Regions from separate parts of the Mus musculus genome. Here all the other regions are linked to region 1. A link is a loop called in an ENCODE intact Hi-C map of the cell type or tissue named here. Cell type or tissue: left cerebral cortex. All regions are shown on one strand. Region 1 has its middle 27 kb from the start of Eif4a3l1. Region 2 has its middle 42 kb from the start of Gm26105. Region 3 overlaps Grin2b (glutamate receptor, ionotropic, NMDA2B (epsilon 2)). Region 4 holds the start of Grin2b (glutamate receptor, ionotropic, NMDA2B (epsilon 2)). Region 5 has its middle 54 kb from the start of Emp1. Region 6 has its middle 81 kb from the start of Emp1.

What was found. Peaks named below come from ENCODE experiments on the same cell type or tissue, not always from the same donor. Only the 100,000 strongest peaks of a DNase experiment are listed, where the experiment ranks them.
Region 2: it touches region 1 in a loop (2.5-fold over the local background); 6 of 42 quality-filtered maps call a loop at or near these places.
Region 3: it touches region 1 in a loop (8-fold over the local background); 20 of 42 quality-filtered maps call a loop at or near these places.
Region 4: it touches region 1 in a loop (6-fold over the local background); 6 of 42 quality-filtered maps call a loop at or near these places.
Region 5: a loop joins it to region 1, with 4 times the contacts of the local background. A loop is called at or near these places in 2 of 42 quality-filtered maps.
Region 6: it touches region 1 in a loop (4-fold over the local background); 15 of 42 quality-filtered maps call a loop at or near these places.

Annotation. Positions count from the first base shown.
Region 1 is chr6:136,352,072-136,356,071 of GRCm38, forward strand. No RefSeq gene overlaps it. Among named protein-coding and RNA genes, the nearest start is that of Eif4a3l1, 27 kb to the left of the region's middle. In left cerebral cortex, a CTCF peak has its summit at 1,789; a DNase peak (open chromatin) is centred at 1,773; H3K27ac peaks cover 666 bases.
Region 2 is chr6:136,236,945-136,240,944 of GRCm38, forward strand. No RefSeq gene overlaps it. Among named protein-coding and RNA genes, the nearest start is that of Gm26105, 42 kb to the right of the region's middle. In left cerebral cortex, a CTCF peak has its summit at 2,317; DNase peaks (open chromatin) are centred at 2,376, 3,727 and 3,841; H3K27ac peaks cover 1,916 bases.
Region 3 is chr6:135,905,845-135,909,844 of GRCm38, forward strand. All of the region lies in intron 5 of Grin2b (glutamate receptor, ionotropic, NMDA2B (epsilon 2)), which reads right to left. Among named protein-coding and RNA genes, the nearest start is that of Gm14330, 55 kb to the left of the region's middle. In left cerebral cortex, CTCF peaks have their summits at 1,861 and 3,714; DNase peaks (open chromatin) are centred at 512, 1,046, 1,493, 1,912 and 3 more places; H3K27ac peaks cover 4,000 bases.
Region 4 is chr6:136,171,467-136,175,466 of GRCm38, forward strand. It overlaps Grin2b (glutamate receptor, ionotropic, NMDA2B (epsilon 2)), which reads right to left and starts at 2,079. Exons shown (of 15, transcript NM_001363750.1): 1 at 2,007-2,079; 2 at 1,399-1,471; 3 at 1-416. Gm26653 (a long non-coding RNA gene) reads left to right here and starts at 1,562. Exons shown (of 3, transcript XR_378074.4): 1 at 1,562-1,643; 2 at 2,388-2,508; 3 at 3,034-4,000. In left cerebral cortex, a CTCF peak has its summit at 2,238 (motif pointing left); DNase peaks (open chromatin) are centred at 152, 868, 1,507, 1,800 and 3 more places; H3K4me3 peaks cover 2,520 bases; H3K27ac peaks cover 2,508 bases.
Region 5 is chr6:135,415,393-135,419,392 of GRCm38, forward strand. No RefSeq gene overlaps it. Among named protein-coding and RNA genes, the nearest start is that of Emp1, 54 kb to the left of the region's middle. In left cerebral cortex, CTCF peaks have their summits at 1,506 (motif pointing right) and 2,247 (motif pointing right); a DNase peak (open chromatin) is centred at 2,261.
Region 6 is chr6:135,442,407-135,446,406 of GRCm38, forward strand. No RefSeq gene overlaps it. Among named protein-coding and RNA genes, the nearest start is that of Emp1, 81 kb to the left of the region's middle. In left cerebral cortex, a CTCF peak has its summit at 2,355 (motif pointing right); a DNase peak (open chromatin) is centred at 2,417; H3K4me3 peaks cover 286 bases; H3K27ac peaks cover 1,103 bases.

The DNA.
Region 1 (4,000 bases):
ATCATTGTCCATACTCAATATCAGGACAGGAAAGGCCATGAGAAGAGGCGGAGGTGATTTTGTGCTCTGGCAAGGACAGCACAAAGCAGCATTGCTCTCAGAGCCTGGCAGGGAATTTGCTGCATATCTGCTAGAGTCAGTTTTATGTGTCAATTTAGCTAGGCCATGATACTCGGGCATCCTGTCAAGCACGCCTGCCTGTGTCTGTGAAGATGTTTTCAAATAAGATTAGCACTTAAATCAATAGACTTGCAGTGGAGGACATTGCCCTCTGTAAGGTGGGTAGCCTCATCTAATTAGCTGAAGGCCTTAAGAAAAAGTCTGGGATTCCTCAAAGAAGAGGCATTTTGCCAGCAGGCTGCCCTCAGACTCAAGCTGTAGCATCAAGTGTACTCTGGAGGCCTGGACCCTGGACTTGCCAGCCTCCATAATCCTGAGATAGATGAGAAAAGGGAGGGAAGATAGATAGATAGATAGATAGATAGATAGATAGATAGATAGATAGATAGATAGACAGACAGACACAGAGAGAGAGAGATAGACATAGATAGGTAGACATAGATAGATAGATAGATAGATAGATAGATAGATAGATAGATAGACAGACAGACAGACAGACAGACACAGAGAGAGATAGACAGACAGACAGATAGACATAGATAGGTAGACATAGATAGATAGATAGATAGATAGATAGATAGATAGATAGATAGATAGATAGATAGATAGATAGATAGATAGATAGACACAGAGAGAGATAGACATAGATAGGTAGACATAGATAGATAGATTGATAGATAGATAGATAGATAGATAGATAGATAGATAGATAGATAGATAGACAGACAGACATAGATAGGTAGATAGGTAGATATTGATAGATAGAAGATATGCAAGCAGACAGTAGAAGATAGATAAATAGATAGGCAGATGATAGGTAGATAGATAGATAGATAAATAGATAGATAGATAGATAGATAGATAGATAGATAGATAGATAGATAATAGAAATAGATAGCTAAATATGACAGATGAGAGATCAATAGTAGAGAAATAAATGGCTAATTATATAGAGATAGGTGATAGATGGATGGGTGGTATGATAGATATGGAAAGCAGAGATGGAGGGAAGGAGGGATAGATGGGAGGGTGGGATGAGTCTGACTCAATTCTCTAGAGAGCCCTGACTTCTGTGAAGACTTCGAGTCAGAGGAAGAATGGCCAACCTCCCCATCCTTATCCTACGTTCTTTGGTTCAAGAAGATCTGTCCCCAGTGAGACCATCCAGATACCTCCAGGCTGAGTGCAAGAGAAGGTGCTCTAAAACTGCCAAGTGTTATGCACTCGGATGTTCCCATGATAACACCACTCTTTGTTTTAGCTATTTCCATTGGAAACATTAGGTGTACTCAGCATTATGTAATGTGAAAGGTTGAAAGGCTGAAGGCAGGCAGAGCGCACAGGGCAGAGTGCTGGTGCGTTCTGCTCCCTCAGCCCATTATTCCACTGCCCAGCCACATATCTGATCCTTACATCCGCCCTGGGAAAGACCAGGATTCGTTGATCATGCCTTGGTCCCACATAGCTCTTGGCTTTTGCAGTTCTCTACACCTCCGGAGACCACTCATCTTCCTCGTCTATATTATCCAGAAAAGAAATAAAGCCAGCTGTCAGAGGGAGTGAGCTTTTTAGCACTTAAATCAAAACCAGCTTTCCTGGCTCCCTGACTTCCTAGAATAAATGCTGTTCACTCCCCAAACCTGCATGGCTTATTGGTGCGCGGACTCCACCTAGTGACAGATGGAGAGAATGCACCCAAACTTGTTCTCATTTGCAAGCCTAGAAGCCTTTGCATCTAAAATTCAGGTAACACATCCTTAAATTCCAGAGACTTCCAGGGAACAGTGTACATTGCTTGTTTTATGACTACTTAGAGATCTGGGGAAATGACTCAACAGTAAATGCGTGTACTGCTCTTGCAGAGAACCTGGATTGGTTTGCAATATCTACATTGGTTGACTTAAAACTGCCTCAACTGTTAACTCTAGTTGGGGGGGGGGGCAGATGCTCTCTTCTGCCCTCTACAGGCACTGCATGCACATAACACGCATACTGTCGAACGCGCACACACATGCACACACACAAGAAAAAAATAACCTTTTTTATAAATACTACTTAGAAATCTTCAGTGTCTGAACCTTGCATCCAAGCATCTCTGAGCTAACTCACCTATTTTAACTCCCACTGTGTTTTGTCTGTATGAATTTGGACTTGTTATTTCCATTAAACTTCATGACACTGTAAAAATTGGGCTAGTTGTAAATATTTAATATATAGTCTCTCATAATTAGTGTAGACCGAACGCTTAATAGTCCACCAATAATACTTGCTAAAACCCATAGTTTATTTTCCAGTTAACTACATGGAATTTCCACAGAATATCCTTTCTCTGGGCTTAATGGTCCTCAGCCTTCTAATGAGACTAAATAGGAGGTGGTGAATAACTTTTAAATCTCTACGTTAGGGCTGGCAAGATGGCTCAGTAGGTGTCTGCTGCCAAGTCTGAGGACCAGAGTTCTATCCCCAGGATCCACAGGGTAGAATAGAACCACCTACAAGTGGTCCCCCGTATGCCACACATGTACTGTAGCATGTGTGTATACACACACACACACACACACACACACACACACACACACACACACACACACACACGGAGGAAACAAACCAAGCCACCATGTCTTTCTGGTGCAGGTAGTGGGCATCCCTACAATGAACAAATGCTCCATGGGGAGATGGGAAGATGAGAAAGTCAGAAAGTGGAGTCAGCACAGTGGTGTGCAGCAGCCTGGAGCTTACACAGATGCAGACTTAGCCCACGGAACATGCTAGTCGGAGTGAGGATCGCCCTGGCTCTGGGTAATGATGGAGGCCCTGGATGGGGAAAGGACCACTTGGTCTAGAATGCCACCAGTGGCCGTGTTGGTGTCTGTGGTCCATGCTGCTGCCCCTGGCCATGATGAAGCCTGGGGTCCCTGTGGACATATGCAGTCCGTGCCTCTGACTGATGCCTTGGTGGTGACCTTGGGCTTTGCTGTCTTAAGACATGCTGGTAGGAGTGGCCTGTGTAGTCACTTGAGGCCATGCTGAGGCTCAGGGTCCATGCAGCCCCTGAGGGCCATGACTGGGTCTGTGCACCTGATATGGCCAGGGGCTGTGTATGTCTGATGCTCATGTTACCACCGAAGGCCATGCAGATGTTCATGGTCTGGACTGACAGCTGAAGCTGTGTTGATGTCTGAAGCTGGCCCTGCCCCTCATCAGCTGCTGAATGACTCTCCACAGTTGATGGCTTCAGGAGGAAGTACAGGTGGAGAAAGACTTATCTGCCCTTGGAGGACTGGCTTTTGACTTTGACCATGCTCTACTGAGTATATGGACAACATAAAATAGACTTGTATTGGGGGGGGTGTCCACTTAAGGGGGTGGACATAGGACTGTGATTGGCATGAATGATGTGAGATTCCCAAATAATCAATAAAGAGTGTAACCACATTTTGAAATGTTTACACTATTACAACCAGATGAATATTTTTCCCTACAGCAAAGGTGTATTTTTTTCCCTGCACTGCTGTGTAGAAGATAACACTCTAATGAGTCAAGGATGACACTATTATTATCAATGCATTTATTAAGTGTGAGTTCTGTTCTTTATCTGGTGTTTGAAGTTCATTCTTTCATCTAAAACGTTAAAGTGCCTTCCTGTGTCTATCCCTCCAAACATAATTATCATTCTGCTCTGAGTGCTAATCAAGGCGCATCTCTTTTTTAAGATTTATTTCTTATGTATACATGTCTTGCCTGTCATATACACATGGGCATCGTATATGTACCTAAAGAGACCAAAAGAGGACACCAGATCCCCTTAGAACTGAAGTTACAGACATTGGTGAGCTGCCATGCTGGTGCTGGGAACTGAACCCAGGTCTTCTGCAAGAGT
Region 2 (4,000 bases), 120 kb before region 1:
CCCTTGCCTGGCATGCACATGCTCTGGATTCAATTCCCAGCAAAATATCAATCCGGTGTGATCATTCGTGGCTGGAATCTACATCCAAGAGACAGAGCAAGGAAGATCAGAAGTTTGAGGTCATCCCCAACTACGTAATGAGTTTGAGGCCATCCTAGAATACATGAAACCATGCATTTTCTGCTTCAAAATACATCTTATACCTAACCTACATCTGGAGGGCTCAGTCACACACTGTAGACAGAGCACAGGTTGGGTGTTAGAGCATAACTCACCAGGACTGCCCATCAAGAGAGTACCTACAGCGTGTCAGCAGCCTTAGGAAAGATCAAAGTTCATGATGGGAACTATCCTTTCTACTGTTGCTTATGGCATTAGCACCAGGGTAAAGTTGAACCATAGCAACACTGTCTATACCCTATGGGAGGGAGCCACTAGCCACACCCAGCTATCGAGCCCTTGAAATGTTCCTGTTGTCCCTGAGAAATTAATCTAATGAGTTACCTAGATTTTAAATAGTCACAGGTGACTGCTAATGGACAAGTCAGACGGGGTAGTCATGCTTGATCTCTCTGACAAAACTGAGACAAACAACATGTTAAATGTACCTGGGGCTAGCAGGATAGCTCATCAGGAAAGATGTTCGCTGCTGAACTTGATGCCCTGAGTTCTGGGACACAGCTGATAAAGGAAGAGAACCACATCCTACTGACTGGGGCTTCTCTGACCTCTGACCTCCACTCATGCATTGTGGGACATATACCCCCACACATTCATACACCATGCTGGGTGGAGAGAGAGAGAGAGAGAGAGAGAGAGAGAGAGAGAGAGAGAGAGAGAAAGAGAGAGAGAGAGAGAGAGAAAGAGAGAGAGAGAGAGATTTTAAATATAACTGATAACTGTCATTTTCTGCACACAAATTTACTGTCAAACAAATAATGTTACCATGTCCACATGCTCTTGACAAGAGCAGATTAAGGGCTCTGTCTTAACCCAAGTCTCTATGAGTCCATTTGCCAGTTGTTGGAACTTGTAAGCAGGCACTCTACTCAAGCTAGATGAAAAGACCTCTCACCTGTGGGATGCTGCACTGTGAGCCGATGAGATTTAGAATAAGTCTAATCTGACACCAATTAATGATGTGCATAATAACTATGGCTTATGCAATAATTAGTTATAAAGGGTAAAGTCATTCTCATAAATGACTAAAATTAGCATAACTTTTACACTGTTTGTTCTCTGGTGTTATCGACTGCATCTGTATCCCCAGCTTCCCGGATTCTTTGTAAATATTCATATACAGCCCACCCCCGGTACCACCAGAAGGTTAGAGTCCCGCTCTCAAGCTGTTGCTTCATGTTGTCCTGTCTAATTGTTCTTTCCCACCCAGCATGGCCCAAGGCTGAGATGTTTGACGCTCCTGGCCACACTGCTGAGACATACCACTCTCTGTCTCCCTGAGATAGGCAGGATAAGGACTCCCCTTTGAAGAAGGTGTCTGTCCCTTCCAGATAGACTGTCACACAGCTCCCCTATTCCTGTAACAGTTTAGGATCAGGCATGCCCTAATAAGTAAGAGAGATAAACAAGGTGACTTTTTCCAAACAAATTAAACCATTTATTGAGTCAATCTGTCTGAACAGGAGACCCCCCCCCCGTTTTTTAACCATCTCATATATATACATGATGGGGTTTACATGTTTAAAATATGGGTTGTATGGGCCATGCATGAGCAGACTATCCAACGTTTATAACAACCTGTTAATCATGGTGAGAATCTACCCTATCCTAGCTCCTAGAGATGAGCTTTTCTCTCCACCTAAACTTTGAGGTATCCCCAACGACCTCAGGGATCTTCCATCACGTGTTTGTCTATTCTGTGAAGTGTGCTGTATGCCATCACTCCAACTGTTAATGAATATCTGCTTTTACTACCCTTCTGTATCTTGTCCCATGCATTGTCTGAAACACAAAGAACCTGAGCATCCCTGAGAAGGCAACCCTAGAATCCCACTGGCAATGCTGCCTTGATATGTCATTGAATGTGACAAATGTCATTGCTCACTTCCTGGGAGAATCCAGTGGCAAAGACTCTGAGACCAACTGTGGCTAGACCGCCCATCAAACCAGGTCAGGAAGGGGAGATAGCTGGAAGTGGTGAGGGCAGCCACTCGGAGTTCTGCAGAGAACTTGCTCCTGTAGAGATGAACAGCTCGAGGGGGAGGGGAATGGGATGAAAATAAAAACAAGAGGTTGCCAGGTAACAAGAGGGCAGAACTGAAATCCTCCTCCTGAGGGCGCCTGGCAGAAGCTGTGGCCTCAGACACTTAGGCTGAGCTGCACAGAGCAGTCCTTGGCAGTCTGCTTCTTGGGGTTCTTTCTCAGAGATTGTGTTGACATGGCGAAGAGAATCAGTTAATAGGATCCATTGGAAGAGGAAAATCATGAGCAAAGGGGCGCTGGAAATCAGCCGTGGGGATGACAGAAAGGGAAAGCTTGGAGCTCCAAGGAAAGAAACATCATTTTCCTAGGCACGGGAGGAGGGGGAGGCCACACAAGACCTGCTAGATTTAGAGGAAACGGTAATTTTTATTTTTTTTATTTATTAATTTGTTTATTTTACAGTACTGAGATTGAACCTCAGGCCTCACAGATGTTTGGCAAGCACTCAAGCACTGAGCTAAATTCCACTCCTTTCTCACAATTTTTTTTTGAGACCGAGTCTCCCTAAGCTGCACAAATTGAACATGAATTGTGCTCTGTAGCCCAAATGGTACTTAAACCCCAATCCTCCTGCCTCAGCTTCTGCATAGCTAGGATAGGATTATGGATCTGCACCACCAGGACCCCCAGGAAATTGTAATTCGTGTGGCATATGTTATGATATGTATTTGGTCCATTTAACCAGGGCTGGCCTCCAGCCTGGCTGAGAGGGTTTCAGGTGAGGAGGTCAGGACTGAGAGGACCTGAACAGTAAGGCTCCTCGGTGGAGTTTCTCCATCCAGGACCTAGATCGCATTCTTCTCCAGTTATGCCTCTAAGCTGGGTCCTGCTGGGTTATGCCTCTAAACTGGAGTGCTGCTTGATTATATCAGAGCCCCAGTTAGGGAAGAATGCACAGGGCTTTTACCAACCAAATCCCTCTCTCTGCAAGGAGCCTTTCCATCTTCACAGCTTACAGTGACCCAGAAATGGAAGACCAGTGGCCACATTCACCCAGGGCTTTGTATACGCTGAACTAAATGTCTATATACACACACATACCTGCATTCATGCATATGCAAACACACACACACATACACAAAGGAACACATGTAAAAACACACACACAAGTTCACATCCACACATGTGCATGCACACACAGACACTAGCACATATGCATAGACACACACATGCACACACACACACACACACACACACACACACACACACACACATCCCTTGCAGAGTCTTAGCCATCACAGCACGTGCTGCTTCTCTGAATCCCAGCTCCTTAATCACATTCCCCTTTTCTGGAAATCTCCTAAGCCCCACCTTTGGTTGCTTAAATCCTGGCACAAGGAGAGTCTCGAAGTGCTTGGACTCTCCTGTCCTTCATGCATGCCTTCACTTACTTCATTTGCTTGTAAATAACAGGATGCAGCTTTCACCTGTGCTGACTTGATAAGCAGCCAGGCAACCCACCAGGAGGAGCAGGATCCCAGACATAGCACTCCTGGGGTTTCTGTGCCTCTGGTCCTCCCTCTATAACCCCAGTCCACAGCAGGACTACTACATGGGCTTTTGACATCTTTTTCATTCACAGATCTGGCTTAGATAGAAACCAGCATTCTTTGCTCTAGATTCAATCGACGTGAAGGAATACCTAACCCAGCTTGAGCTAGAATCAGGCTTTGGTTGAATCTCAGGTATTCAGAGAACAATGTTGTATAGCAGGGAGGCTGCTAATGGACACCTAACTGGGTGCAGAGGATGCCAGTTCTCAGAGAGTGGGTCCTGA
Region 3 (4,000 bases), 450 kb before region 1:
GCGTTATTGGTGAGGGGATGTAGGAAAACTCATATAGCCACTCTGTTGGAATCTCGATTTGAAAGGGAACAAGAACCCTAGATTCCCACCCCTTCTACTCATTCCACAAAGCCTAAATCTTACAAACGTAAGGATCAGATGCAAAACTTCTGCTTGTGAGGGAGACGCCTGGGTACGTGGAAGTCTGGCTAAAACCAATGGCAACGATCACCTAATGATGCCCCTGTGGTAAGTGCGCCTGGTGGCTCTGCCCTGGTTCTCTCCTACAAATCACAGGGAACTAACAAGAACAACGCAGCACTTTTTTTTCCTTTGTCTTCTTATTTCTTTGGCGAAACATAGCATCTCCCCCCAAGTCTTTAATCAGACAGTTGGCACTCGTCTGTTCTGCAAATGCAATATTCCTTAATTGTGTTTCTTAATACAATTACAGAGCTGTGCTTTGGCCGCGCTGGCTCACAGAACCGTGCCAAGATCGAGCCCAGTCAGAGCCACAAAAGTTTAAATGCCACACGTTACAGAAGTGCCTACCAGCCCCTGCCACCGTAGGATCAGAACCAATGAAACTAACTGCTCAAAAGGCAGAGGCAGCAGGGAGAGGTAGAAGGTGGACATCTCACTCTCTGCACTGTGGTACTCACCCACTGCTCCTCACTCTAAATACTATTTTCTCTTTCTTGCATTTCAGTCTACAATTCCATTAAATATAATAACAGCGTAGAAATACAAAGAACATCTTTTTTTTTTTTCAGCACGAAAAAACTTTCATTTTAAAGCCCACTGTGTGCTCCAAAAATTTAGCAATGCATCAATTTCTCATCGGGGCCAGGGCACACATGGTACTGGAAGCTTTAAAGTTCAGTGTCTTTTCTCTGTATATGGGTTGAACTAAAGACTCCTTAAAGCCAACCCATTCCGATGCTTCTGTTGCCAACCATGCTGATAGAAACTCATCTCTCTGCATAAAATAGACCCACAAATGTCAGCTGAAGGAACGGGATGCACGAGAGAATCAGGATTTCTTCTCATGCGATAAATGTTCACAGCTTGTACCCTTTCCAGAATTTGAGGTTCCCAACACCAGCAACAATTACAGTTTTTGGATTGACCTTCAGGAGGGAAGCAAAGGAAGGGATTCTTTCATGAACACCAGGTTTAAAATCCATTTAAAATGTCATTCTACCCTGTTCTGTTCATCTGGGCCACACAAATGACAGCAGAGTGGTTCTAAGCCCCTGGCTGCTGGAATCAACCTCCAAGCCCTGATACACATCGTTTCTGACTGAGCCTGTACCCCTTTCTGGTCCTTCGGAGTTAGAATTTGCGTTAGGTCAGGCCCGGGTTCTGGACAGACTCTCATCAGTTTTCCTGAACTCTTCCATGCAATTGGCAACAAGAAACTGAGGATTCAAAACACAGGGAGGGGAAAACGGCAAAGACAGCAGGCAAGGAAGCCAGCTTGTCAACACTTCCCCGAGGCTGTTGACTCATTACCAGGTGATAACATTTTGAAAGACTCCTCTAGCTGGAAAACTAAGAACGCTAGCTGCTGATCACAGCAAATCTCCCTTGCTTAGTGTACAGTAATGCCACCGCTCCCTCAACCACCAGCACCCCACATTATCCTACTAAGAGTTGTGGGTTGCAAATCCCCCGCCAACTGCCCCTTCCCACTTTGTAGCATACAGTAGGCATCGGCCCATTATCATGACTACGAGGACAGATCTGCTAAAAGCTGATCCCCTAGAGTCCACTCAAAACATCCCAGTATTCCACTTGCCCCTTGCGGGTTAGTTTGGGGACTGGGCAGAACCGGGGAAGGAAACGCTTCCCTAAGGATTGTGCCGCCGCTAGAGGCCGCTCTGAGCCAGATTCTCGCCTAAATCTGCTCTGAAGGGAAATCGCATCAGAGGGAAGAGGCAGCACTGAGTAGCACCGGGAGTCATGGCAACACCATGGCTCCTATTTTTAAACTTGTGGGTGAGTGAGCACACCAAGTGTGCGTGTATGTGCGTGGGGGGAGGGATTGGGGCGCATCTCAGAGGAATATCCTCCCATATGCTTTTGAGTTTTCAGGGGTGAATAATCTGTGTCCAGAAGGTCATCGAATTAAATTGGAACTTGGGATGGAAGAATGTGTTCTTTCCTTAACTTCACTACCTTGGTCTCAATCACAAAAGATCCTTTAGGTCCTAAAGGCACACCTAAATTCCTGATAGCTCCAGCCAGCGTCCTCTTTAATGCTGATCTTTGTTCCTTCCGCGTGCTTTGCCAGCCTCTTGGGTGATTCACTTTGTGTTGCTAGAAGAGTAAGAAGTCTAAGACTGCAAATTAAAGGGATCTTTTTGCGGATGCCCCACTCCTCCTGAGGCCAATCAAAGTGCATGCTGGGTAGCATTTGCATCGTCCAGAACCTTGAACAAGCCTCAGTATAGAAAAAAGGGTGCAGACACCCACTGCCTATGTTATCAATTAAACCAAGTGCAAATGGCATCTAAAATGCAGAAAACTGGCCCAGGTTGGTTCAGCCCGTTTCTTCCCCAGCAGCACTCCCCCACCTCTGTTTCCTTCTGGTCTGCTCTCCGGCAGTGTGTATGCTTTGAACAAGTCCAAACTTATCTAACCTGTCAAAAATGAACGGTGGCCCTGGAGAACATCTGTAAATCAAGACAGAGGTCAAGGTCTTGCTTTTGTCTTAACACATGTCCAACGACAATATTTTCAATGTTCCTCTGACCTTTCTGAGTGCCAACAGACTCTAGAACAGAATGTTTGCCTCCTCCTCTATAGGAGGAATTGCATCGGCCACCTCTATGTAAATGCCAAATGCCGGGACCACGTAGCCATAAAGGCATCTCTTATAGGAGGATTTAATTGAAGACTGTCTGAGAGACCAAGGATTTTTGAAGTAGACAATGCCAGCCAATCAGGAACTGTTGTTTAGAAAAACTGCTCTCTTGGAACCAGTGGAGCATAGGTGGAGGGTATTAAAGGAGCTTGCAGCCGTGCTCAGACGAGTTTGCCACTGCACTTCTTACCTGCTCCCAGAGTCTGTGTCATTTACTCTGTGCCACCTCACCTCCAACCCCAAGGACGGGGAGGGTCAGCAGCCAGTAGTCCAGGGCACAGGCAACACTCTTTCATCACAAGATTCTCAGGTGTGGAGTGATTGGGTATGCTTTTCCATGTATGAGATAAAGAACTTGGGAGCATACAGCCAGAGTAAGAAAGAAACATCATCCTTTCTTGTGTGAAAAGAAAGGGGCCCAGAGCATCATAGCAAAGTGAACCTAGATACAAAGTGGTGTCCCCTGGGATCAATGTAGATGTCTTTAAAACACATTTATTGGATGTTGCCCTCAGGCTCCCTCTGGGTTTCTCATGGTCGAGCAGAGGCTAGTGCACATATGTGTGCAGTGCGTCTTTATTTGTGTATGTATGTATATTTATTTGTATGTGTGTGCACCTGTGTTCATTTGTGTGAGTATATGTTTGTGCATGTGTGGGGGTGTGTTCATTTACTGAGTGTGGGCACATACACACAGAGATCAGAGAATATTCTTGGTTGTCAGCTCTCACCACCTTGCTTGAGGCATAGTCTCTTGTTCCCTGCTATATATGTCAGGATAGCTGGCCTGAGATTTTCCAGGGGTTCCCCTGGGTCCACCTTTTATCCCAACAAAGGAATGCTGGAATTACAGACCCCCACTGCCACTCCCAGCCTTGTGTGAGTTATCGGTACTGCAAGTACTTTACACACCAAACCACCTGCCCAGCCTAAGGAAGAAATTCTTGATTCTGAGCCACTCTGTCCTGCGAGTTAATGCTATGATCTTCACAATCAAAGTCCTTCACATTTGAGTCAGTACTGAGGGAAAGGAAGTGGTCCAAGGTGGGTCGACATCCGGGGGCCCACTGCCTCTGAGATTTGTACAGTGTGGGCTGGAAATGGGATCCCACCTGCAAGTCAAATGTAAATGTAACCCACTCTGTTTGAACT
Region 4 (4,000 bases), 180 kb before region 1:
TGTTGGGAATATCCAGAGTCCTCTTCTCGCTTGCATATCCACATAAGAAAGACGGAGGATAAAGGGACAGAAGAACATTTAAAATCCAGTGGAGTGTGAATTTGGTTTTAATCTTGTGTCTTGAAGAGATGTAAATTCAAAGGAAAAAATGTAATGTGAAAGGGAATCTCAGGGTGTGGAGAGCGGCTCACAATGCAGAATCCAGAGCCATTATTCCATGTGCATGTGAGGTTAGTAGCCCGAATATATAGATTTAAGGAGTCTCCGGCAATTAAGGGTTGGGTTCTCTTTTCTTTTTTCTTTTCTCTTTTTCTTTTTAATTTTTTGGAGCTTTAGTAGAGGAGTCTCTGTGTGGAGAAGCTGGGGGCAGGCTCTGTCCCTCCGTGGAGCGTGGTCATTCCCAAAGCGTCCCCTTCCTAAGGGGAAAAAACGAGGAGGTCAGGGTTTGATTCGAGTGTCTCCCGGAGGGTTAGCAAAATGCATGCCGGAAAAAAAAATATAGATATCTCTATACCAAGTCGTTATAAGGAAAGGGGGAGGAAACCCTGCATTTCCCACAGAGTACACACCAGAGGAATTGAAAACAGCTGGCACCAATCTATAAATAATTCCGAAAAGGTCTGCCTATGCCGTTCCTGGGACAGGCATGGATGAAAGGTGAGAAAAGCCAACCTGAATGGAAGAGAGGGAAGAGGGAAGTGGAAAGCAAGGAGGAAGGCAGGGAGAGGAGGCTCCACACAGCAGTTCACACTCACACACACGCGCGCGCGCGCGCATGCACGCACACCATCCCCACTTAACTCGCCAGTGAGTGCGGCCCCCAGCCCCATCTGCAATGCTGCTGACACGTCTGGCTCGCTCTCCTCATCTCCTCCAGCAGCGGAGCCTCCTCCCACCCCGGGCTCGTGCTCAATGGGTTCTGATTGTGCACCGGCCGCACACTGGGCATTTCTTGGATGGGGCACACTGACACGCGCGTACACACGCCCCCGACGCGCACGCGCCCCCGCGCGCACTCACACTCACCCCCGCGCACACTCACGCCGCCGGCGCGCTGATGTGCAGCGCACCGGGCTGCACCTGCAGCCAGAGGATTGGACTGGAGGGTCGCAGCGCGTGGCTCCCGCCTCTGGCACCGCTGCCCAGCCTCTCCCCTAGAAGGGATTAACCACCTCAGAAAGACCAAAGGCAGTCCTGTCCCCTTCCCCCTCCCCAAAAATATCCTTTTGTTTAAAAGGAAAAATAAAAAACCATCCAAAATAGCAAGTGCCCGGTGCTGCTGGATTGGAAAGCTGTACCCAATACCAGGTTGGTTAGCAGTGCCAAGGCTTCGAGCCTTTATCTGCCTGATTTCTCCAAACCCTCAAAATTGAGACTCCAAAGCGGGCATTTACGTACCGGTTCTGCACCTCCGAGGTGGCAGTCTCCGGAGAGGGGTGGCGGGTGTCGAGGGTTTGAGACGTTTTCTTTCCTGCAAAGCAGGATAAATGGATCAGTCTCCTGGGTTGGGAAGTTCACTACGACTCTTTGCAGAGCAGAAGGAAATGTATTCGGATGCCAGCTCCGCTGGATGCCGGGGATAGAAAGGCAGCTTGACCCGAGAAGCGCTTCTCCATAGAGCCAAGCCCCGAGATTTCCTAGAGGTGAAGGAACCCAAGGAAGTGGTGCTGGAAAGGGGGTGGGGGAGGACCTTCCTTTCTCAAAAAGGGGGGGGGGGAGTGGAGAGGCAAGAGAGCCCAGATTCCAGTTGGTGGTGATGGGAGCCGGGGGAGGGGAAGCGGGCGGGGGCAAGTCAAGCGTTCGGCAGCAGGAGAGGAAGAGCAGGGGAGGAGGGGGAGAGTAAGAAAAATGGGTATTAATCACCGGCGACGCGGGGAGGGCGGGGACATCAAAGGTCCTGGTCTTGATTTGGGTCTCACACCCAGGAACGTGCCACTCAAGCGCGCGCTCGCGCGCGCACACCACACACACACACACACACACACACACACACACACACACCCTACCTCTCACACAGGAGGTTCAGGAGGAGAAACCCAAGAGGCAGGGTGTGTGTGCACGCGCGTCCTCTTGCTCTCCACCCCCCACCCCTCCCCACTCCCAAACCCCCTCCATCACCCCCTCACTCCCACTGCTAAGACTCTTGGCTGAGGCTGCTTCTCACGTCATGAGCTGGGGGAAGTGGGGTAGCCAGGGGGTGGGAAAAGCTTAACCCGAGGCCGTGGTGCCTCCTCCTGGCAGCAAGAAGGAATAGCAGCGAGATGGGGCGGCTTAAGGGAGAGGGGAAACAGTGGCCACCTTGGACCACCGCGCAGGGCTGTGCACCTCAACCCGAAGGCCATGCTGCAGACTGACACTGAAACCACTCCCCTGGTTCCATTCAGCAGTCTCTGCTTAGTACCTGCTTTCCGGGTGCAGAGTGCAACTTGATGACAGGATTCTTGTCTTCAGGGAGCTTGAGATCTGTCTTCAGTGCAGGAAATTGACAGTTAAACAATAGGGAAGCAGGTAAATGTAATTAAAAGGCTGAATTGTACAGCAGTGTGTGTGTGTGTGTGTGTGTGTGTGTGTGTGTGTGTGTGTGTATGTGTGTATGTGTGTGTATGTGTGTATATGTGTGTGTGTATGTGTGTGTGTATGTGTGTGTGTATGTGTGTGTATATGTGTGTATGTGTGTGTATGTGTGTGTGTATATGTGTGTATGTGTGTATATGTGTGTGTGTGTGAGTGTGTGTGATATTTTCCGGCTGCTGGGAAAGATTTGAGGACTTTGGGGTTCTTTTTTAAGTGGATTGCGTTATTTAAAGATCTCAAGCAAAAATGATAGACAAACGAATGTTTCCCATATGAAATGATTTTACAGCACTGACTAACCCAGCTTCTCTAAAACGGAAAATAGCAGCCATTTCTCTCCCTCTTGAGCTGTTTTATGTTTTGGGAGTCCTTGTGATCACTTGTAGTATTATCTATTCTTCAATATTAATATCCTTGTAGATACATCCTTGTTATTCTCACCCATTGTCTCTGTTACAGTGGAGGTGAACTTTTATGGCAGTAAAACAACGGGCTTCTCACTCACCAACCTGGGAGAATGTGACCGGAACACACAGGGATCGGTCCCATTCCAAGCAGCCTGGAACTCCGGTCTACGGGCCAATGCGCACTGGCCTCTAGTCCAGTCAGCACCAGGAACACCTCAGGCGGGTTCTCCACAGCAGTGTTTTTTCCCGTTCCCTGAACTTTGTCAGGCTAATTCTTGGCATCTAATGTTTTCACGACACACAGAGGAGAACACAAATATCGCGTATTCAAAAGCAATACCGTGTGCCTCTCTGTGACCATTCCCATTCTTTCCCGAGACAAAGTGAGGTTGCGCATCTACTCCTTTGGGAAAGTGTGGAATGTGGTCACTGCTCTCTGCTGGATGCACACAATGGCCGACTGGACCCAATCATGTGCATGTTCTAGTGACTGGAACAAAGGCAGATGCCCTAAGCCAGGACACAGTGAAGCACGCTGCCCTTGCTCTTACAGTAATGTTTTCTTTTTTTCTTTTGAAATGAGATCTACACCCACTTAGGCACCCTTGTGGGTTGACTGGTAACCTACTATTCTAAATATGGCTATCTTTTACGTTTCACCTCGTGGGCCACCCTTCCCTCCCGATGCCCTTTTCCAAAACTTGCATACTACTCTTATTTGTTTTCATTTCTCCTGTTGCCCAAACCTAACATTTCCATTTCAGTCTATCCACTTTCCCTAGCAGAGAGCAAAGAAGGAACACACATCTCCTCTGCCCGTGGCGCAGTCCACGGTGCTCTCCTTTGGGAGTCTAATTCCAGGTCGTTTTCATCATCCAAGCCTGAATTGATTTCTGTAAGCATTTCAAGGATTTGATAGTGAGAGGTGGCATCTGGCCATCTCACTCTCCGAGTCTACCTGTTCTGTGTAGAGATGCAGAGCATGGTTCACTCCGCTGACTTTCACAGTGACTGAAAGA
Region 5 (4,000 bases), 940 kb before region 1:
TATAATTTTAGAGAATTCGTGGTCCTATAGACCCCAATTGAAACAACTTGAGTTAAATTTACTTGTTTCCAGGGTTGGAGAGATGGCCTAACAGTTTGTAAGAGCACACATTGCTCTTGTAGAGTTCCCCGGTTTGATTCCCAGCACCCACATCAAGTCACTCACAATCACTTGTAACCTCAGCTCCAGGGGATCTGATGCCTTTGGTCTCCAAGGGCAACTGCCTTCACACACACACACACACACACACACACACACACACACACACACACACACACACACACACTCACTCACTCACACTCACACATACACTTACTCACACACACAAATACACTCACACATATACTTACTCACACACAGTCACTCACACACAGTCACTCACATACACACTCACACACACTCACACATACAGTTATTCACACACTCACACTCACACACACACACTCTCACTCACACACAAACACATACACTTCACACATATACACTCACAATACACTCACTCACTCACACACACACACACAAACACACTCACATACTTACACATACACTTACTCACTCACAGACTGACACACTCACACTGATACACACTCACTCACACACACACACACACACACACACAATTGAAAATAAAAATAAATCTTAAGTAAACCTCTCTCTCTCTCTCTTCCCTCCTATCTTCCCTCCCTTCTTCTTCTGCCCATATCTTCATGAACTTGACTGTGTGTTTGGGAGTGGTTCGAGGATTGGGGATGGATACCAGTAATTGAGGACCAAGAAAGGCTTCCATGTTGAATGACTGTTTTTTTCCAGAGAATTTGCAGATGTGTCGTCATCATGCAGCAGATGTGTCATCATGCAGCAGATGTGTCGTCATCATGCAGATAATGACCCACTATACAGGAGGGCATCATCACAGGACAGCTCAGAGTTTCATCCTGGTTACTACCTTCAAGTCCCCTGCATGATCCTGGGCTATACATTCTGTCTGTACCCCAGGGTCTCTATCTTTAAGATGAGGATAGCATAGTGCTATCACTTTGAACTAGCAAAAAGATTAAATATGCTAGGGATTTATATATATATTGGTAAGGATTTAGTATGGTAGGTGCCACCAATACTAATTTTGATCATTATTTAGTAGCTTAAGAAATTATTTCCTTTTAGTTGTTGTACAAAATAATAGGTTGCATGATGGCATTTTTCATACACAATCAAACTTGAATTCTGATGGTTTTAAAGTAGCAAATAACACAGTTACAGGCATACAAAGCATGTCGTACCACAAATGGTAAACCCAGCATCCCCTACCATCACAGCTGGAGAGCTGCAACCAGAGAACTCTTTTAGGACAAAAAGAATGTTCTTAACTGATTTATTTTTAAATAGAAATTTTAGGTTAATAGAGTAGCTAGAACGTCATCTGGATTTGTTTTTTCAGACCCAGTGAGATGGGGAAGCTACTTTTCCATAACATAATTGATTTTTCCTGCTGTAGTGTAAAGATCTTCCCACCGGGAGAGGGAGCCAGGCCCACTATTGGACACCACTTGTTTATTTAGGGAGGCTTTCTAGACCGGTAATTATTTTTATATCAAGACAACAAACTATTATATCAGTTTAACAAAGCAGATACTCCCCATGCCAGGTGGCTGGAAAGAAAGAAAGAAAGAAAGGAAGAAAGGAAGGAAGAAAGAAAGAAAGAAAGAAAGAAAGAAAGAAAGAAAGAAAGAAAGAAAGAAAGAAAAAACAATGACAAAAAGTTGAGAGGATGGCTCAGTTGGCAGAAAAAGCACCTACTGTGCAAGAGGAGGACCTAGTTTCATTCCCAGCCCTAGCCCCTGTAAAGATGTCCGAGTGGTGGTGCTCACTTTGTGACCGTAGGGGTGGAGTAAGGTGAACTCCTAGGGCTGACTGGCCAGCCAGCTTAGCCTGATCAGCGAGCTCCAGGTCTCAGTGAGAGACCCTGCCTCAATGTGCAAGGAGAGTGGATTCTGAGAAACACCACCGACGACATGCGGTGCACGTGCATCGCCCCCTCACCCCGACCCCCTTATGGATTTTATTTACGCTTGGCTCTTTTCTTCTCTTACACTTCTCACAGACCCTCCACCAAACTCCCCAGTCTTCTTCTTTTAGGAATTATTAGCCATTGTAGAGCAGAAGCAGAAGTATTTGGCAAAAGACCTGTGGCCTCGAAGAGGAAGCTGCTGCCCTGTGTCCCATCCACTAGGGGACGGTGCAGCTGAGTTCTTGTCCAGAAGATGGCGCTGTCTGCAAAACCCAGCAGAAATTCAGTGTCAGAGAGGAGGAGAGAGAGAGGTGTGGCAGGGAGGATTGTGCAGGACCATGGGTCGGTGTTCTAATGGTCCTAGAAGTATGAATTGTTAATTTTAAAGGGGGCACTAATTTCCATGCTAATTGTAATTAAGTTTAAGTATATGGAGACATGTTTGGAATTGTCAACAAGCTTGATGAGCCGGATCTCCTAGCAGCCTGTTTGCAGGAGAATGGAGGACCCTCCTGGGAAGAACTCATCCTGAGGGAGTGAGTTGCTATCAACTGGACCAGTCACAGTTGCTCCCGCATCCCTAACTGCTAATTGTGCCAATGGTTTGGAAGTGGCTTTTAAGCCCCATGAACACTAGACTACAATCTTGCAGGGGAGAGACAGGAATCTACACAAACACTGAAATGCTTCTCTACTGAGAACCCTAGAAAACACCATGGTGCAACCCGCAGTCTTGGGGTTCTTCTGGTAGAGTGGAACCCCAGAGTCCCTCTACAGTGGGTCCCAGGTGGCAGCTGACATGGCGTCTAGCGCCACGATAACGTCTTTGGGGACACTGGTAACAATGGCTGGGGTCATCTCTCTCCTGATACTTATTTTCTACCTGGCTCTTGGCATTCACCTGTGGTGGTCTCAGGTATTTGAATATTTGGGCCCCCGTTGGTGGTGCTGTTTGGGGTGGCCTAGGAGATGTGGTTTTGATGGAGGAAGTATGCCACTGAAGACTTTCTTTGAGAGTTGAAAAGACTGGCACAAACTTCCGGTTTGTTATCTCTGCTTCCTGCTCGCAGTTTAAGGGGTGAACTCCCAGGATACGTCTCCAGTTGCCATCCAGTCTGCTGCTGTCCTTCCCCATTGCAATGGTCACGGTCTTATCCCTTTAGAACCAAACCTGTCCTTCTCTCCCGTTGCCTCAGTCCAGGTGTCTTATCACAGTGATAGGAAGCTAACTAATATGCCATCTCTTTTAGGTTTCAAAGTAAACACAGGAAGTAGATCCACGTGAAGGCTCACTGTTCAGGAGAGGAAACTGAGGTGACTCATCACACAGGCAAAGCTCAGAAGTTTCAGAACTTGATCTCAGATGGGCACACAGCTGCTGCCCTTGGTGCCTGACTCTTCAAGAGTAGTCGGACTTGCTTGGAGGGCAAAGCAAGGTTCTGGTGGAGGGTACTGGGCCATTCAGAACGAGTGTCATTGTCTTAAGCCTTTGATATACTTTTGGACTTGAGCCATATCTGGAAGGCATGGGCTTGGGGGAGATGTTAAGTATTTCACAGTCTAGAGGAAAGAGAGGAGCCACAGCAGAGAAGGGTGGAGTCTGGGCAGGGGCATCAGAGCTCAGCTGAGGAACAGGACCATGATGCCTGCCAAGTTGGATGAACTTCTAAGATTTCAAAACTGGAATAGGTGAGGCTCAGCAGAGCATAGGATGGAGGGGGAGGTGGTCTTCACTTCCTTATGACTCTGGGGGCTTTAGGGTTGAGTTAAGTCTATGGGTTCATATGCCAGCCATGTATCTCTGATATCATGCCTATGTCTGTGGGTTTTGGTCAATGCAGCTTGAAGATGGTGTCAGAAACTGGGTGTGGTAACACGTGCCTTTAATCCTAGCACTAGGGAGGCAGAGACAGGTAGATTCCGAATTTCAGTCTACAAAGCAAGTTTCAGGACAGTCAGAGCTATAGAAGAGAAAGAAATTGTCTCAAAAAA
Region 6 (4,000 bases), 910 kb before region 1:
AATTATCTTGTCCTCCCGGTAGCAAAGACCCCATGCCAGGTACATATTAACTATTAAATAAAATGCTGCCAGAATGGGCACTGGGGCGATAGGGACTGGGGCTATGGTTCGGTTGGTAAAGTGCTTGTTATGCAAGCATGAGGGCCCGAGTTCACATCTCCAGTGCTCACATATAAAGCCAGACATGGTGCTCTGCGCCTGGAGTCCCAGTGCTGAGGAGACAGATAGGAGCTTGCTGGCCAGCCAGGTTAGCTGCACCAGAGAACTCCAGATTCAATGAGAGACCCTGTTTCAAAACACAAGGTTAAGAGAAGCATGAGAAGACTATCAGTGCCAGTCTCTGGCCTCCACAAACATTTGAATGAAAGTCTATATAAATGGATGGATAGATGACTAAAGGAATGAGCAAATGGATGGATGCATAAGAATCAGGAGAGAGAACCCATGTTCTCACCTCTTACTTCTGGTAACTTAGTGGCAGATTAGACTCTCAGAGGTAGTGTCTCTCCATGAGATATGCATTAGGATTCTGAGACTAGACTGTTCTGTGTCCCAGGGGACCTTTAAGGTCATTTGAATAGTCTCTGTCCTGCGGACATGCCCTGTGGTGTACCATTCTATTGGCTCTGTTGAATTAGAGGGCAGGAGCTGCCCACGGCCTCAGAGCACCCAGGCCAGCTCTCGCTCCTGTGGCTCAGGATTTTGTTCTGAATTCATTTTTCCACTTGCTGATTTTCCTACACTTCCAGGGGCTGCTCTTGGCTGACCCCCACGCTTTCATTTAGAACCACGCTATGTAGCTATCTCCTTGTAGTGGTTTGAATGAGTACCGTCTCCACAGGCTCTTATAGTTTGAATGCTTATTTGTCAGGGAGTGGACATGTTTGGGAAAGATTAGGAGGTGTGGCTTTATTGGAATCGATGTGGCTTTGATAGAGAAGGTGTGTCTCTGGGGGTGGGCTCTGAGATCTCTCTCACTACTTGCAGGATGTAAAGCTGTCAGCTACTGCTTAGTATCACGCATGTCTGCTTCCCTCCATGATAATCATGCATCAACCTTTGGACTCACCATACTTCAGCGAGTACCCCGTCAGCCATACTACTGAAATAAACACATTGCTTTATCAAACTGGACACAGATGGGACCCACTCCTTTGGTCTGCTGTTGGTACCCTACCTTGGGAAAAAAAGACATCTGTTTATGGAAAAGTCACCTAGCAAGTATCTAATTGTCCATTATTTCTCCCTTGGTGCCTATGATTATAGACTTGGGAGTTGTGTCTCTGGGGGAACTTCTTGTTGGTGGCAGCTCCTTCGAGAGAGCCTTGGGCATCAGAGCAATCTGACACCAAAGTGAAAGATGGCCACCTAAAGCCTCTGAGATCAGGCTGAAAGCATCAGGCTCCATCCGAAAGCTGGTCAACTGTGCACCAATTGGCTCCTTGCAGAGCAAATGTACACCGATGCCTGGTGGGACTGAGGATGGGTGTGTCAACTGATGGGAGAGGATGGGAAAGTGAGAGGTGACAGAGCCACCCGCTACTCACAAGCCCTTCCTTGCTTTCATATTCTGGAATTCTGGAAGGAGTTCCCAGGATGTTGAGCAGATTGTTCAAGGTCAAACAGCTAGCCTCTTGACTCCTGGGTCCCAGGATCACTGCAGGTACAGGACACAAGTAGTATAGGTTGATTCCTTTCCCGAAGCAGCTGGTGGGGAAGCAGAGGGGAGAATATGGCCTTGGTGCTGAAGATGGAAGGAGGCCTGGCTCAGAGCAGGGAAAACTTTGTAAGTGTTATTTTGTGAAAGAATTATATTAAACAGATTCTATTCCGACTATCAACAGATTTTCACATTTCCACCTTCCCCCTCCACAATTACCTCCTTCAGCCCCCACCATTCCAAACAGAATGTTTCCTTCCTGCTTGCACTGTAAGACAGCAAAATTGGCTTTCCCTTTAGACTCTACCTCCTGTACAGCACCATCTGGGGCTGCATAGCTTACTCTGTCGCCTTTATTTCTTAAAACATTTTGCTTGTTTTAATAATAATAATAATAATAATAATAATAATAATAATAATAATAATAATAATAATAATAATAATTACTATTATTGGGGATTGAACCTGAGACCTGACTCACACCAGGCAAATGTTCTACCAAGGACCCACATGCCCAGCCTCTTTTCTTTCTTTGAGACGGAGGTCTCAGTAATTTTTCTCAGCTGTCCTGGAACTTGTGGTCCTCCAGCCTTAGCCTCCCAGATAATTGGGATTAGAGGTGTACACCCAATACCAGTCCGCACTCTTTAAAACAAACCTTTCCCAGTTTTGCGCAGTTTCTCTGCTGGCCGCCAGGGGTCGCCCTTGGGCAGGTGGAGCCTCCTCTCCGCAGGGTGCAGGGCGGTTTGCCAGGAATCTGGAGCCGGCTTCTGTGTATATCAGCGCACAACATTAATCAGACGCAGGCTCTGCAGTGCTTTCGAAGGGGAGTAAGGAGCCAGGGTTGGGAAGGAGATTTTGTAAGCAGCCCAGCCAAGGGCCTTCACCTCTTCTACCCTAGGCTCACAGCAAACAGTGCATCCAGGACAGCCACTGGCTCTGGTCCAGGGTGCTACCCTTAGCGCTCAGGGTTGTAATTTACAGAGGGCCTGTGAGTCCTGGGGGGATGGATGTCTGCTGGGCTGTCTTTTTCAGGAGGAGGAGGAGACAGTAGGTCGATGATTCCTTTCTCTCCTTCGTCTTCTTTTTTTTTGCATGCTTCACTCAGACAACCAGGTCCTTGGAAGCAGGCATGGCTGGCTCCCTTGTGCACACAGAGGAAGCTCCGTCTCCTGGTGATTTCTCAGTTGCCCCCATACACCGGGATGGGTATCCAATGGTCTTTGCATGTGCCAGAAAGCCAGACCTCTGCCAGGCTCGTCTCGGATGGGCTCTACAGGAGGCAAAGTGCACGTGCTCCTTGGAGCATGAACTTCTCAACGTTACATTTTCATCTCTTCTGTTGTTCTTCTCCAAGATGGGGCTGCTGGTTAAGATTTGATGCTGTTACTGGACACACATCAAAGACGGAGGCACAGGGGAAGACAGGGAGAGAGAGCAGGGGAGGAAGCTGAGGGTATTGCCAGCCTGGAACCCTGCAGGGACCAGAGAAGCTGGGGCTCATCTGGGGTCAAGGTGCCTCCACTTTACTTTGTCTTTTCTCTATGTGCCCCTCCCTCCTACCGTCCCCCCTTCTCTCTGATCTCTTTCTTCCTCTCTTCTTTCTCTCTCTCTCTCTCTCCCTTCCTTCCTTCCTTCCTTCCTTCCTTCCTTCCTTCCTTCCTTCCTTCCTTCCTTCCTTCTTTCCAGACCCAGCATGTGTGTAGATGAACATGCATACATAAGGGTACACTTATAAGACATGACAACTGCAATCTTTCATAAGGTGTTTTGTTTTTAAAAGAAATTAGACACTAGGCAGGAAAAGTGAATTTAATGGAATGAGTCAGTAGGTGGAAAAGTGGGAGCTGACTTGAACTTCTCCAAGAGGGAGGGCAGCTGGGCTGAAGAGTCTGAAGAAAGACATAAAAGTGAGTTTTCACAGCCTTTGGCTGGGGCAATGGACAGGCTGCAAGAATGTCAGTAAAAGGTAGAAAGGGGGAAGGAATGTGTGGCGTCTAATTGTGCAAAGGTGGGACTAGGGACGGGAAGCCTTTGGATGCCCAAGTGAGGGACTGGAACACTGGCCTTTGTATTAGTCAGGGCTTTATTTAGAGCAACAGGACTGTTAGAATGAGTCTTTTTCTATACAGGGAAAGAGAATTTATTAGAATGAATTACAGGCTGTGGTCGAGCTAGTCTAACAGTGGCTGCCTAGGAATGGAAGCTCCAAGAATCCAGATGTTTGGTCCATGAGGCTGGATGTCTCAGGATGCGCTGGGATCCTGAAGGAGTAGGCTCTGAGGCCAGTGAAGGGAAGGATTTGCTAGCAAGGTGATAGGTAAAGAGCAAAAGCTTCCT